2 separate regions of the Mus musculus genome follow, and region 2 is linked to region 1. The links are chromatin loops, found by intact Hi-C in ENCODE. Cell type or tissue: left cerebral cortex. All regions are shown on one strand.

Region 1 (8,000 bases):
GGAATGAGATGGGGGCCAGGAACTGCACCACTGCGCATGTGTGCCCTTGAAAAAAGCAGCTAGACCATTCGGAATACACACCAAGAGGAGTAGAGGGACCTCAGGTGGGGATAGCCAAAGGGGAGTTCTGAAAGGCGGAAGTCACGGGGAGGAGGTGGAAACAAGAAGCTTCCTGCTAAGGAAGAGGAGTTTCAACATCAATGAGATAGACTCTTCCAAGGCTAATTTTATATTTCAGGTCGATTGAACGATGGCATTGCAAGTATATAATTACTATTGTTCTGCATGTTTCTATGAGGCTCTGATTGGGTCTGATGAACAAACTGAAGGCTCTGCTCCATAATGTAGGTGGGGGGTCACACAAAATCAGAGATTCACCGAACAAAACAGCGAGCTACCTCAGCGCTGGGGACCTCGGTAGTAGATAGCCAGGGAAGGAATGGCTAACAGCTTTTTCAGAATCTCCAGTCAGCCCATAGTCCACCGGCACATTTTACACTTGCCAGCCTCTACAAACACATGAGCAGGTTCCTCAAAGTCAAACACGAAGGCACGCCCCCACCCCACCCCATACAGAGAGAGAGAGAGAGAGAGAGAGAGAGAGAGAGAGAGAGAGAGAGAGAACAAAAAAATAAATACAAGCTTACAAAAAGATTGAAGAGAAGGGGAAGGAGGAGAAGGAAGGAGAGAGAGAGGGGGGAGGGAAAGGGATGGGGAGGGGAAGGGAAGGAAAAAGAGAAGGAAAAAGAAGAAGCAGCAGCCCAGCAGGGCAGTGGTGCTGCACGCCTTTAACCCCATCACTTGGGAGGCAGAGACAGTTGGGTCTCTGTGACTTTGAGGCCAACCTGATCTACAGAATGAGTTCCAGGACCACCAAGGCTGCACAGAGAAACCCTGTTTCAAAAACAAACAAACAAACAAACAAACAAACAAACAAAGCTAGTGCCCTTCTCCAAGAAGCTTTTTATTAGAAAGAGCCTAACCATTCCATTGACAGAGTTCCCACTCCATAATTGACTCCTGGGTCAGAGGCGGCTGGTTGTGCTCAGGGGTGCTAGGGGTGCCAGGTTCCTAGTAGACTGCCGGCTCTGTAAAACCAAAGCATCGAGCGTGCTCAGTGTCCAGCGGGCCCCACTGACAAGCTCACACCTGGCTCACCACTGTTTGCTAGATCTCCCCCATTTGCTCCACAAACTGCCCTTCCCCGCTCTGGGCAACCAGTTGACTGGGTCTTGGGCTGGAGTAGAACCCTACCTCACCAGGTCCTGAGCATGCAGCCTAGGAAGTGCTCTAGCATTGAGCCACCCCAACAGACAACGTGTCACTATGTATCCTGGGCTGGGTTCTAATTCTTTTTGGGGTTTTTTTGGATTTTTTTTGTTTTTTGTTTTTTCGAGACAGGGTTTCTCTGTGTAGTCCTGGCTGTCCTGGAACTCACTCTGTAAACCAGGCTGGCCTCAAACTCAGAAATCCACCTGCCTCTGCCTCCCAAGTGCTGGGATTAAAGGTGTGTGCCACCACTGCTCAGTTAAAGATTGATTGATTGATTGATTTAATGTATGTGAGTACACCACCATTGCTCTCTTCAGACACACCAGAATAAGGCATCAGATCACATTACAGATGGTTGCTAACCACTATGTGGTTGCTGGGAATTGAACTCAGGACCTCTGGAAGAGCAGTCAGTGCTCTTAACCACTGAGCCATCTCTCTAGCCCTGGGTTGTAATTCTTGGTTTTCCTGCCTCTGCCTCCTGAGTGCTGTCAGGAGTGACTCACTCCACCTGTCTGTTCTGGATCTTTCTATAACTGGAGTTGGTCAATCTGTAGGCTGCTGGGTCTGCCTGTATAGTTTTGAAGTTCTTCCAGGATGCAGTGTGGATGAAAACCTCGTTCTTTTTTATGCCCTGGTAGTAACCTCTCTGACCGTCTAGAATATGCTGTGTTCACTGTGTTGGCATTGCAGGGCTTCCCCTCTGGGGCTGTCAAGGACAGGGTTTCTGTGAAGTATCAACTGTCCAAGAGAAGTGTGGACATATCCTTCTCCCCACATCCCAGCACCCACAACAGCAATGGAGGCACCACATTGTGATGTATGCGATGGTGCTCAGGGCCTTCCTTGTACATGCTGTTCTCTATCACCGAACCACGACTCAACCTTTGCGGTGGTTTGAATATGCCCAATTACATGCTGTCCTTATAAGAGTTGCTTTGGTCGTGGTGTCTGCTCACAGCAGGAGAACCCTAACTAAGGCATCCTTGTTCACAGGCTTTGTTTTTCTTGTAAAAAAGTTCTGTCTGAGGAGGGGGACATGGCAAAGGGAGAACCAGAGCTTGCAGTGCAAACATGAGGATCTGAGTTCAAACCCCCAGCCCCCGTGTAAACACAGCCAGGCATGGCCACATGCAACTGTAACCCCAGGGCTACAGGGCGTGGAGACAGGAGGCTCACTGGACTCAGTGACCACCAGCCTGGCTGAAAACATCAAATTCCAGGTTGGGTGAGAAACCCTCAGGGCTGGAAAGATGGCTCAGTGGTTAAGAGCACTGCCTTGGCTGCTTTTCTGGAGGAGACAGGTTCAATTCCCAGCACCCAGATGACAGCTCACACTTCTCTGTAACTCCAGTGCCAGGGGATCCGACACGCTCACACAGACACACATGCAGGCAAAACATCAATGCATATAAAATTAAATGTAAATTATAAAAAAGAAGAAGAAATAGAGAAACTCTGCCCTGTACGGGAGGGCACCTCACATGACCCAACATGCATGCCTGCACATGTTTGACACATAACATAAAAGTTCTTTAATCAATAAATGAAATAAATAAAGTTCTGTTCTCAGGTAGAAACATGGCTGTGTTTGCTTCATTGCCCCTAGTGTAACCAGTGGTCCTTACAAAGAGGAAGACAATGCCCCTCCCCCAGTAATAATGTCACTTGAGCCAGCTAATTTTGCCTACTATGCAGTATTCCAGTAGCTCAAACAGGTTTTGCAAGCATTTGTTGGCCAATAGGCCAAGTGTGGAAGCAGGAGCCCCCACTCTCCAGTGCATCTCCCCAGAATAAGCCCTCAGTGTATATAGGAGACAGAAGCTGGTGCCTGAAGGTTTCCAGGCAAAGCTGCCCATGCCTTCTGAATGCAGGGCCCACCACAGAGCTTCACAGAATTTCTGTTTAGGAACTAGCAGTGTCAGCCTATCCCAAGGATAGAATTTTGGGACCTGGGAAGTTAAAAAATGTCACCATCAGAAGGCCCAAGTCAAAGGTCAGTGGCTTTGACAAGAGTGATCTTCAAGTCCCTGAGAAATAATAACCTGAGTGAACTGTTATTGTCATAGCCCACAAAGAGATGCTAGCTACACAGAGTTGGCAGAAGGCCAAAACTGTGTCACACAGTGCACATGGGCACATGAACACACACATATACACTTAGATACACATACCTGTCTTCGACACAGGATTGGAATTCTCAACTGGGATCAGGGATAGCTGGAAGGTACATGATACACAGACACAGTCTACTTTTCAGGTACAAACTGACAGGCAAGTTTTCAAGGCTTAAAGTTTCTCTCTCTCTCTCTCTCTCTCTCTCTCTCTCTCTCTCTCTCTCTCTCTTTCTCTCTCTCTTTTGGTCTCTTTCTCACTCGCTCGCTCGCAGCTTGAGGCTGCACACACTCTGCATTCTCCTGCGCACTTGCTTTTCTCCTGTGAGCCTTTCTTTTCTTGAACTCCTACACACCTCTGTGCATTTCTCTCTCTCTCTCTCACATACACACACACACACACACACACACACACACACACACACACTCCAAACATACCTCACACACACTGCATGCACTCTCCTTTACTCACAGGCATACACACACTTCTCACACTCTCAGTCACACTCTCTCCACCCACTCTCCATTCAACCTCATGCACACCTCACTCGCTCTCCTCATGCTCTCCCACCTTTTTCTTGTTCCAGTCTTTTATTGATACTCCAAAAAGCAGGTAGGGGGGAAAAAGGCATTGTATAATCATTGCCAAATTAAAAGAATAACCCCACCCCACAAAGAATTAAGAATTAAGGTTTTCCCCTAAAGTTTCAAGCTTTCCCTATTCCCAGACCTAGACAGGACAATGGCTGTTATTTTGTGTTTTGTAGGTACATGGGTCCTCCAGGCTTGTATTTTTCAGTGTGTATGGTTGTCAGCTTCCATAACATCATTTATCTATTATTTCATTTGGCCCTTTAATTAATTAACCTATTTAATTTATGATCTATATTTATTTTCTATTTATCGATTGATTGATTGTGTCTGTGAGTTGGGACAGCTTGAGGAAATCAGTCTCCTATGTAAGGTGAAGGATCAAACTCAGGTCACCAGGCTTGGTGGCAGGAGCCTTTACTGAGACATCTTGCTGGTCTTGTTTTTCATTTTTATTGGTTTTACCTTGAAACTAGGTATCAACTGCTTGATATGTGTGCATGTGTGTGCTTGTGAGTGCGGATGGATCACGGTGCGAGTTGTGCTCGCCTGAGTGCGGATGGATCACGGTGCGAGTTGTGCTCGCCCATGACTAAAGAATCGCTGGGAATCGCCTTACGTGTAAGTGGAGAAGGCAGCCACAGGGGGGCGCACAGAAACAAACTAAACCAAAACAAAACCCATAAAAAACCCACTTTACCAACCTCGGTTAGAAGAGGGCTCAGCTGGCTTTCCCACGTAATCCTACTTCAAATTTAAAACCCCAAATTTATACCAGCCAGTTACTTCACTGATGACTCTCTTATAAATCTCCTGCCTGGAGAGCACAGAGGCCTCACATCTCTGGTCATCTCCTCACTGCCAATGTGACCACCCGCCGTGAGCATCTGCAAACATCTCTTCTCAAACTTTAATGTCCATGGACAAAACTAGAGCAGCTGTTCTCAACCTGTGGGTCATGACCCCTTTGCAAGGGGGTTAAACGACTCTTTCCAGGGGTCATCTGAGACCACTGAAAAACAGATTTATCCAAAAACATGACTCATAACAGTAGCAAAATTTTAGTTATGAAGTAGCAAAAAAAAAAAAATAATAATGTTATGGGGCTGGAGAGATGGCTCAGTGGTTAAGAACACTGACTGCTCTTCCAGAGGTCCTGAGCTCAATTCCCAACAACCACATGGTGGCTCACAATCATCTGTAATGGATCTGATGCCCTCGTCTGGTGTGTCTGAAGAGAGCAAAGTATACTCACATACATAAAATAAACGAACAAACAAATCATCTTATGGTTGGGGTCACCACAACATGAGGAACCGTATTAAAAAGATCACAGCATTAGGGAGGTTGAGAACCACTGCCCTCAGGGGTTTTGTTCAAATATAGAGCTTGATTTGCAAGGTTTGGGATGAGATCAGAGGATGCTGCCACGATAGGCCAGAGAACTACAAGCTTGGGGCGGCATTGAAGCCTTCAAGAGAAGGAGGTCAAGCACACAGAACTGGGCTGCTGCAGTCTGTCTCTGATTGCCACTGTAAGTGATCCAGGGGTGCCTTACTCGCTCTCCTTGGGGATTCACATGGGTTTGCTTCATCTACTGGGACCAACGTATTACACTGTCACTCTCCTGTCACATCCAGGGGAGAGGCAGTCACTGGGGTGCTGTACAGCCTTGGTTCCCAAGGTCCACACCAAGCGTGAGTACATTCCACTGGGGAAAGCTCTCACGAACAGTGAGACTGTGGCACACCTGCAGGGCTACTAGGTGCAATTTGGTCTCAGGGCAGGGTTGTGTAATTGGAAAGGGGTCAAGGTAAGTTGAAAAGGATAAATTGCATCCCTGCCTCAGATAGGATCCAAGATGCTAGGGATTGCATGGAGACACACAGGGAGCAGGTCCGAGTCACATCAGACCATGCGCTTCCCAGTTAATCCTTATCCAAGACAGCTACAAGAGGTGGTGGGTCTGTGGACTTGTCTGTCCAGCACATCTGCTCCTTTCTAGAAACTCCAAACCAGTTTCCTTCCAGAAACAAGTGGATGCATGGACAAACTCACTCTGTCCCTCCCTAGTTGAGCACGTGACCAAATGGGAACCAAAGAGAGACTAGCCGAGGAAGTCAAGGCTTGTCAAATCTGTTAAAGAATCTGTTTCCCCCTAACCTTGAACCCTTGAGGACATCAGCTGAGTTTTTCAAGATCCTAATGGAAAAAATGTTTGTTAGAGAGTAAAGACAAGACGAAGTCTATCTGAGACGCCACACTGAGTGGCTGGAGTAGGTCAGACCCTAAGGTGTGGATCCAGAGCCACGTGAGCCAACCTATCTGCTTCCAACTACTTTGAACTGAGGCGCTCGATTGCCTGTGCTAACTAATAAAGACACCCACCCCCCCCATGCAATGCCCGGTCATCCGTGGGCAAAACAATGTTTTGCTTGTTTCTTCGAAAACTTTTTTTTTTTTTTTGAAAGAGAAAACTGCTAAACTCAGAGGCTCTTTCCCCTTAGATACGTATTAACTTTTTATGCTGTTCAAAAGTAGACCTGTACACTTTTGTGTACAATTAATGAGATGGAGCGAGCCTGTGGGAAAGTAACCTCACCCACGTGGCCCTGTCCAGGTCCTCCTGCAGAGAGCAGGGTGCCATTTGAGACACATTCCAGCAAAGAAGTTATCACACAGTAAAGGATTTCAGTAATGATTTGGGGAGTGGGCACCTCCTTGAGGTAGTCGAGGCAGGGTTAGCCAAAGGCTGGTGACTGACCTCTGCTTGGCATTTTCAGGAAGCAGTAGTTTGTAGAAACAGAAGGAAGCCAAGCTGGCCCCGCCTTCCACTGTCAGCAAAGGGAGAGCCAAGGAGAGGGCACACTTCTCACTGCTTGTTATGAGATGAAGGTTGTTATAGTAGCGAGCACTGCAGCATTCAGAGGGCGCTGGCCCTGGTATGTTACTGGGCACTTTTCATCAGGAGGCTAAAGCCAGGAGGGGGACACATTCAAAGCCAGCTTAGGCAGCACTGCAAGTTCTACCTGGGCAGCTTAACGAGACTGTGTCTCAAACCAAACACACAAAACCAGCAGCAGAGGGGACATGGTATAACTCGTGACCTATGAGTATTTGCAACAAGCCAATTCTTCTTCCAGCCAAGGGTAGAAAAGGCACAGACTGTGTGTGGCTGTGGTGTCAACAGGCGCCACACAGGCAAGTGATGCTTCCCAAAGCACCGTTGAGGGTCCCATATCTGCCTTCTCGACCTTAACACAGCTTCCTATGGGATGTGGTGATAGTGCTGGAGCTAGGTGTTTTGAACTGTCAGTGAATGTACCTGAGAAGTTCAGGAGTGGAGCCTGGTTATGAGCCAGCAACACCAGCTGTCCTGAAAACGGTTAAGCAGAAAGCATCTTTGTTTCTCACAGAGCAAAGCTCGGCACTTGGCTTGTGTTCTCTTGCACCTTCAGCCCCATATGTCTTCCTGCCTCCTTTTTCTTACAGATGTGCATCTCTTACAGATGTGCATCAAGGTTGAGGAGGCAAAAACAACCTATCCAGGTCACACACCAGCTGAATCACAGGAGCCAGAATCAAAGTGGAGGGACAATGACATCCTAGGATATTGTGTCCATCCTTCCTAGGCCGAGGATGGAGTCACTCTGTCCTTCTAGAGAAAGATGGCAGAAGCTTCATTTAAAACTATGCCCTGTACTCACCATAGGCCATTCCCTCCGTGAGCTTTGGGTGGGCATGCTAGGGCCAAACCCGGTGCTGCAGTAACACGAGGCTATTCCAGTGTGGATGTGAAGTGGCTTGTGTGTTGAAGACCTGGTCCCCAGCTCTAGGTCTAGCCACTAACGGAAGATGACATTCCAAGGCTCTGACTTAATGGATGGGTTTAGGCATAGATTGACAGCAGGTGACATCCTAACTACAAGGTTTAATTGAACACTGGCCACAGACCCCAGCTATGAGGGTCATGCAGCTGGCCCCATGCCGACTCAACCCCATACCAAGCATTCAGCAAAAACA
Region 2 (8,000 bases), 80 kb after region 1:
AACAAAATGCTGGTGGCATACAGCATACTGACCTCCAGAGAGACAACCTGAAATGTCTCCAGGCACTGTTAAGTGTCCCCCGTGGGATACATTCACCTCTTGTGAACAACTTCAGTAGACCCCAAATCTCTAAATACTATTTTTCTAACACTAATACACTGAAATCTATGTCTTCGTGGGTTGATTGAAAATTCCTTCAGTACGATGGAAAATATACAGGCCTTAAGCCCCTCCCCTCCATGCTCACAAGCCCCTCCTCATTCACCACATTCTCTTCTAGACTACCACATGCTCACTGCTGCTCTGCTGCTGAGGATACACTAGTAAACGAGACAGACGAGCCTTGTGGAAACCCATAGGTAAGCCAGGAGACTGGTTTCTTCCCCTTCCTCAGAGCCCCTCCTGGTCTCTCTCCGTATAGTTCTGAGCTGTAAGTTTACCTTTTCCTAGGTCAAGAAACTTGTCCTTGTACCCTAACTAGGGGAAATTTTTAGATTATGGAGGTGCCAAGGAGTTAAAGGGTCCAAGTTCACAGACAATCAAAAGCAGTCTGTATACACAGAACTAAGGACATCTCAGACTTGTGGCTCACACAGGGCAAGGGCATATCTGTCTTGTTCAGTGCTTACAGCCATGACTGGCACAAAGCAGACCCTATAAAGCTGGGTAGTAGATGGACAGATAAACAGTGGGCTAGTGCAAACACCTTGCCAACCCTCCCTTTTCATAGCCTCAGGCAGAGAGGTGGCCATGACTCAAGGCAGCAATGAACAAGAAAATCATCGCAGACTCAGTCTCTGCCCCTATAACCCTACCTACCACAGATGCCACTGCTAGCCCAGGGAGTTCACAAGGACTAAGGGACAGACATGAACATGCTGAGTGAAAATGCCTAGTAACCAGATGTCTACTTGTTGACATCTCTGCTTGTGTGCCAGCTGTCACAGAGGACAAATTGGCTCTTCTTTTCCTAAATCAATCTAGATACATTTTTTTTAATTAATTTCTTTTTTTTAAAGATAGGGCTTCTCTGTGTAGCCCTGGGTATTCTGGAACTTGCTCTGTAGACCAGGCTGGCCTTGAACTCAGATCCGCCTGCTTCTGCCTCCCAAGTGCTGGGATTAAATGTGTCACCACTGCCTCGAATATATATCATTTCTTAATTTGTACTTTTCTGAAATTCTCTACTTATGATGAAAACAATAATACATTTAGGACAAAACCAATGTGGTGAGGTAAAAGGGACATGGCTCTCCTCTGCCTCCTGTCTGTCCAATCTGTCCTCCCCAGTCTCTCTTATTCTCCTAAGAGTAAGAAACTGTTTTGTGACAGCAAACAATGGAGCGTGTGCAGAGTGGTAAGATGGAAAGATAGGCTGCACTGTGTGCAGGGTCAACTTCTGGAAGGACAGCTATGCATCTACTGCAAAATGAAGACACATGCATTCCACAGCGACTGTCAGACCATGTCAGTGAGCTGCTGTACACACTATACCAGCATTAGCTCTACCGTGGAGATCAGGGGCACCACTATATCAAGGTGACATGCCAGCACAGGTCATACACAAAGCAAAGACATGTCTGGACTCTCTGGACTGCACTGTGTTTCCCACCTCCCAGAGGACCATGTGCATCCTCTGTGAGCTCCCAAAGGAGAAGACACTGTCTGAGGAGATAATGGCTGAAGTCGTGAACACCTGGTTCACGGCAATAAGAAAAGTGTCACTCAAGCCTTCTTTTTTCCTCTTTTAATGATTCTACACATCTCCAAGAAGTTCGTATTAAAGATAATTTAAAGATGATAACAAGAAGCGCAGAAAAGAGCATCAGGTAACAGGCCTTGCTTGGCCTCAGACACAGGGAGGACAGTGAGATGGACCTGGGATCCTGACAAATGGAACATTCTTTTTTGGAACAGGCCTCCAAGGGGCAGGACTGGCACTCTATAGAGTTTAAGGTATGGGCTTAGAAGAATTTTCACTCCAATAATTTTGATTATATGCTTCAGGTTGCAACACTTTTCTTCAAAAATGCTATTTTGATGTCAACTTATATAAGCACCAAATCTAAACACACCCTGGAAAGCAACCCAATGCAAAGTAAAGCCCTGAACATCACTGTCACCCACCCAGCCTCTCTCAGGTCTGAAAGCCCCGGATCCCTTAGCAAGTCTGGTCTGTGAACAACAGAGTGACCAGCGGTTCTCAACCTTCCTACTACTGGGACCCTTTAATACAGTCCTTCACTTGTGGTGACCCTCAACCATAAAATTATTTTCATTGCTACTTCATAACTGTAATTCTGCTACTACTATCAACTGTGATGTAAAAATTTGTGGGGTTTTTTGATTTTTTTTGGTGCTGCAATTCACAGGTTGAGAACCACTGCTCTAGCTAAAAAAGACAGGATTCAATCTCACTGAATGTCTGACTTCCGATGAATATGCCATCTACATATGAAACTGCAATTAGAAGCAGAAACCCAGTAAATGTCCAGCTACAAGTAGTAACAGCACAGGTACCTGATGAAACAGTGGGTCTATATTCCTATGTGGGTGATGGCACTGAATGCAACGGAAAAGCCTAATGCTGGGATAAAAGTCACACAGGGCAAGTGAGATCTCGTACTTCCCTGCCTTCAGAAAACAGGGCGAGACAGCCTTTAAAGGCAGGCTAGAAGCAGACTTCTGCAACTAGAAAATAAAGATCTGAATACCTAAGTGGTGCCTGTGACCTCTTGTCTCTCTCTGGGTCCTACAAGGCCTAGTTTGGCATGTAACATGGTAACAGATAACTGTCGTTCGCTCACCCCCTGCTATTATGGGCCGTTAGAGCCTTTCTTATTTCATCTGATTTAATCCCTTTACTCGTTGTGCCTAATGTGGGCCCTTGACACATCAACCAGGTTGTGCCTTCCCCATGCTATAGCACATGCCCTGTCTACTACATCTCAAGCCTGCTAGAAGAGGAAGGAATGCAAATGAAGGAGTACCAAGGCCAGCCCAGTGACCACCTGTTAAAGTCCGTGAGCAATGAGGAGCAGGCATGGACACAGCGAGCTCTCCTTAGTACATGCACTATTAGTAGGGGTGCGGGCAGGCAAGGTTAGGGTGACTTGGTTAGTGGCAGCCATTAGTACACAAATACGATCATAAAGTAGCAAAAATGCTTTGGCCAATCAGTTGCCTTTTCCTTACCATTAATCATTCCAATTTCAGTTCTTACTGAATATGGCAGGTCATACATCTAAATCATTTAATAAAATGTTTAAATTAGAATACTCTTTGCTAAACTTCTACTGCTCTACAGTTACAATGAGAGCCTGACATTTAGGATGGTCCAGAATTCCTCTTCTCCAGAGCTCTGAGACTGAGCTTGGAAGAGGGGAGCGAGCTACCAAGTCAGCTTGGCAGTGTGCCCTGCCCACAAGTGTTCACTCATTCCTAACGCCTGAAGCTTTAAGTTAAATGATGCAAATGGTGAGCTGTTTTCAGGAATCTTTCCAAAGTTTCCCAAGTTAGAGCCACAATAAACGGCTGTGCTGCCTACTTTATCTGAAAATCCGAGGACTCTATCTAAGAAGAGCCACTAACAGCAGGATCCATGCTAGGAGGTTCCTAAATTCCACATGCTGGCCTTCTATACATTTCCAAGTGTGTGTAGGCTGGGGGCCTTAAGATACTTCAGGTTAATGCTACAATATAAAGGAAATTACAGGGACCCTGGATTTCTTGGGCTAAGAAAATTTTTAGCAAAGATTTAAAAAACCAGGTGACACCTTAGATAATTTTTAAATGTAAAATTTCACCTCACTATAAAGTATAGTGACTGATAAATCAATTAAGACAATCTTTTGGCAATAAACACACATGTATGGCAATACTATGGGTGTGGGTGTCCATGGTATTACAAAACAGGAGTATTTCTGGTTTGCAGAGTTCTCTAATCTAGATAAAAGAACTGAGGAAAATTTTGGTGTCCTAAGTATTAAAGTGTTAAAAGGCTCAGCCTTACCTAAGGTTTAGTCACTCAACTAACGGATTAACTACCAGGTCCTGAGGAAAGCGGATGAATGTCTGTGTCCTCCACCATTTCAAGCTTGAACTAAGCTGTGAACACTTACACTATATATCTTATAGAAGGCCAAGGGCACTGAATAAAGCAACTGTACCCCATGGGAGCCTTTTGCTGCCCAATAAATGCCCAAATGTATGTTCAGGTGAGCCTCCATGTGTCTTTTAAAAGCTCATACAGCTTAGGAAAGCAAAATGTAAGCATGCTGGATGCAAAGGGCATAAAGGGACCTCAGGGGAGGATTATCTGGGAAGTTTGGAGGGGCTGAGAGCTTTAGACATCAATTAAGAAGCTCCATGCAGTTACCTTGCACTTAGGATACAAAATTAAAAATTAAAGCACAAAACACAGGGATGCCTAATTTTCTGTGTTGCTGGTGCCCTGGTCCTCTTCTGAGACCAGGATACTGATGAGCCAGTGACAGGCAAATGTACTGAGGAGAGTGGAACACTGGGAGGGGTTTACCCAAAGAAAAAATGGAACAATACAGCATCTTATCTGAGGGCTCCACACTGAGAGCTCATCCTGTGACAGCCATGTCTTAGATTTGGAGCAAATCCAAAGCTCAACATTCTTCTGATGGGACAAAAGGCACAGCTATACGCTGTAGGATGGATGGCTGACTGATGGGACAAAAGGCACAGCTATACGCTGCAGGATGGATGGCTGACTGATGGCCATTCTGAGCACAAAGTCAAAAGCACACACAGGACATGGCTAAGCAGGGGCACTTGCAGCTGCAGGTCAAGCTGCTGGAGTTACAGACCTTAGTTCTGGAAACCTTCCCCACCTGTGAGGGCACCGGGAAGGGCATCTAGTGGGAAACACACAGCAAAGAAACCAATGTGGCTTTGTGCTATTCAAATAAACAGCCTGCTGTCATAGAAACAGTTATTAATTACGGGTAACATACGTTAAACTATGCACTATAGTCCTGGAAAAAAATCATTTTGTAGTTAGTTAACTTATTACTTTGGGTTTAGCATTGGGTTATCATCTGCTGAGAAGTCACTTGTGAGGGCTGGAGAGCCAGAGGAACAGCTCAGTGGCTTCTACTAGCATGCTCCCATATAGGACAACCCACAGCAAGGTTGCAGTAATTAAAAGCAAGCTGCTGATAAGAAATGATGCATAGCCCAGATGACCATTAAAAACACTAAAGAACCCATTATTTTTCAAACTTAATAGAAAGTCTAGTACCCAGGTAGAAACATTCTTCCTTTGATTAAATTATATGATCATGCTTTATAGGACTATCTATTAAAATATCCCACAAGGCAGCTCTACAATGTACAATCAACCTCATGCCTAGGGCAGATCCATGGGAATGATGGGAAAATCTCCGCTCGCTCCCCCTAAGCCATGTGAGGCTAGCACAGTGATATGATCTGCTCAGAAGATCTGCCTTCGCAGAGCATTCGAGTTAGCACAGATGGTGTTTTCTGAAATTCTGCACTTAGTATGTGCATTTTTTACTTTTAAAATAAGTCCAGCGTGGCCTGGAACTTGCTTTGTGGATAAGGCTCCTGTCCCCAGGTATTGGCCACTATGCCCAGCTTTTGAGAAGAACTCCCTGTCCATGCTGTACCATACCTTCCACCTGGACTTAAAGGCATCTGACTCTACAGAATGTAAATGAAGATAGTCTTACACCTAGAAGACTACTACAGGCTTTATGATCTGTGCCAGGGTATTCATCTTTGCTGTCTTGATATAAAAGCAGCCACAAACGGCTCAAAGGGAGCAAGTGTGGCTGTGCTCCCAGCATGTACATGCCTGATCTGGCTTGGTGTTGACTGCCCTCAAGGGAGGCCCAAGCGAACACTAGAGCACTTGCTACTCACCAGTGACGATTCTGGAGGCTGTGGGCACTGAGGATGTAAGGCCACCATCCACCGTGTGGGTGCCAGGTGGATGTGGGGGTGGTGGCACGCTAGGCCGGTTGCGGGGCTTGGGCACTGGCCGTGGTCTTGGGAGGGTTCCGTGCAGCTGTGTGGTCTCACTTTGCGATGGATTCTGCTTGGCCAGGGGTGGGGTGCTAGGTGGTGTGGGGGTTTGAGGTGGCGTGGGGCCTGGCTCTGGTCCCTGTTCACCCAACCGAGGCTGTGTGGGGGGCTGTGGTGGTGGGTGGCTGGGTGCCTGGATGGGAGGCAGGCTGCTGGAGCAGCGGCGCATGCCTGGGGTCTGCTGCTGCTGCTGTTGTTGCTGCTGTTGTTGCTGCTGCTGCTGCTGCTGAGGCGGTGATGGGCTTCGGGCGCTTGGCTTTGGGGATGTGCCTGTGCCAGGAGAGCTCTGTCCTCCAGGGTGGCCAGGAGGTAGGTTTCCTGGTTTGGGGGGTGCGGGGGCAGGTTTCTTCACAGCTGCAAAGAAGAGAAAGACAGGGTCAGTGAGAGCAGGGGTTAGGACTGGGTGTGGTTGTGGAGGGGTACAGATGTATCAGGAGGGGGCCTGCTGTATGGACCCCCAGCTCTAGACCCGTCCACTCCCAAGTACATTTGGCAAACAGAAAGTCACAGAAACCAAGGAAAAACAGAGCCCTTCCCAACCTGAGGACACTAAGGAGCCAGGAGAACTCTTGTGCTAAGGTGTCTCTTGGGCAGGAAGTAGAAGGCAAGATGGGAACTCTGGACAAATGGAAGAGCTAAATCCAGTGTGGAATTAATGATAATGACACTGGTGTTTCGCCTATGACAAATGTGGGGTGATAAAGCCAGACAGTAACACTGGGGTAGCAGGCATAATGGGAACAGAACTGTAAACTTAAACTAGTCCAATATAAGCAATTTATGTAAAAAGTTAAGTGCATGATATATATACAGGTCTTTAGTGACCTGTCATTTTACAAGTTCAAAAGGAAGAAAACTCAGTTTAAGAGAGGCTACATACCCACACAAAACAGAAAATCGAGGGTTGCTTTGTGGCTCTTTTCCAGAGTCCCTACGCACTTGGACTTTAAAGTATGGGAACAAACCCAGGAGGGAAGAACAGAGGCAGCCCACCTCCATTCACAGTTGCCCAAGCATTTCCTGCAGGGTCTGAGGTCGGTGTGGGGAAGGGTAGCCACTGGGGACTAAACCTAGGGTCCCTCCATGCTAGGCATGCACTCTACCACTGGGCTACATCCTCCCCTCGGACCGACTTTGGTTTTGACTCATGGAAATTCTACCAATTCTGGATACATTCTAGATAGAATCAATTACAAACAAGCCTGCATCTGTTTCCCTAAAATGAGATGAATCACAATCCTTGCTCTGCGGCCAGCTTAGATCTGAACAGAATCTGGTGGTAAAGAGAGGATGATGGGGGCAAAGAGGAGCAGTTTGAACACATTTCCATCCCTCCTGAGGTCACACTGAGAACCCGAGACAGGAGGAATCAGAGGACAGAAATAAGCAGTCACCACTCATCTGCAAACCAGGCCTCTATTTCCATCTGTCCATCTCACTAGGTCACTGTGGGACTGACCCAGAGAGTGCAATCTGGCAGGTTATTTTCTAAAAATTGCATAGCTAAGAGGCGATGGAACAGATTCAAACCCATCTCATGTGGTCTCCCAGAATTCCTTTTCCTCCTCTTCCTTCCCACACTGTTTTTCTTCCTACTCACAGGGCCCAGCAAGAGGGGTTACATGGTGTTTGCTCTGATATACTGGCCTAGAACTCTGAGCCCACCGACTCATAAAATCTTTCCCTACAGAAACAACAGTCAGCTTACAAAGGAAAAGCTCTTTGGAATATTAGCCACACTCTGGCTGATGTAAGCTGTGAGGAAGAGGAGGAGGAGGAGGAGGAAAAAGAAGAAAAAGAAGAAGAGAAAAAGAAGGGGAGGGGGAGAAGTCTGGTTTTCTGCTCTAAGCAGTATTAACTGTAAACTCACACTGGAGATGAACTCATGCCTGATATTTACAATGAAGACGACCTCAGGTGAG

What was found. Hi-C counts contacts between places; a loop is a spot of excess contacts. Peaks named below come from ENCODE experiments on the same cell type or tissue, not always from the same donor. Only the 100,000 strongest peaks of a DNase experiment are listed, where the experiment ranks them.
Region 2: it touches region 1 in a loop (2.1-fold over the local background); 6 of 42 quality-filtered maps call a loop at or near these places.

The regions. Positions count from the first base shown.
Region 1 is chr7:123,200,864-123,208,863 of GRCm38, forward strand. No RefSeq gene overlaps it. Among named protein-coding and RNA genes, the nearest start is that of Slc5a11, 10 kb to the right of the region's middle. In left cerebral cortex, a CTCF peak has its summit at 4,613 (motif pointing right); a DNase peak (open chromatin) is centred at 4,628.
Region 2 is chr7:123,280,582-123,288,581 of GRCm38, forward strand. Arhgap17 (Rho GTPase activating protein 17) reads right to left here. Exons shown (of 20, transcript NM_144529.2): 19 at 5,917-6,432. Among named protein-coding and RNA genes, the nearest start is that of Slc5a11, 70 kb to the left of the region's middle. In left cerebral cortex, no CTCF peak of the experiment used is centred here; DNase peaks (open chromatin) are centred at 3,454, 5,558, 7,074 and 7,300; H3K27ac peaks cover 1,194 bases.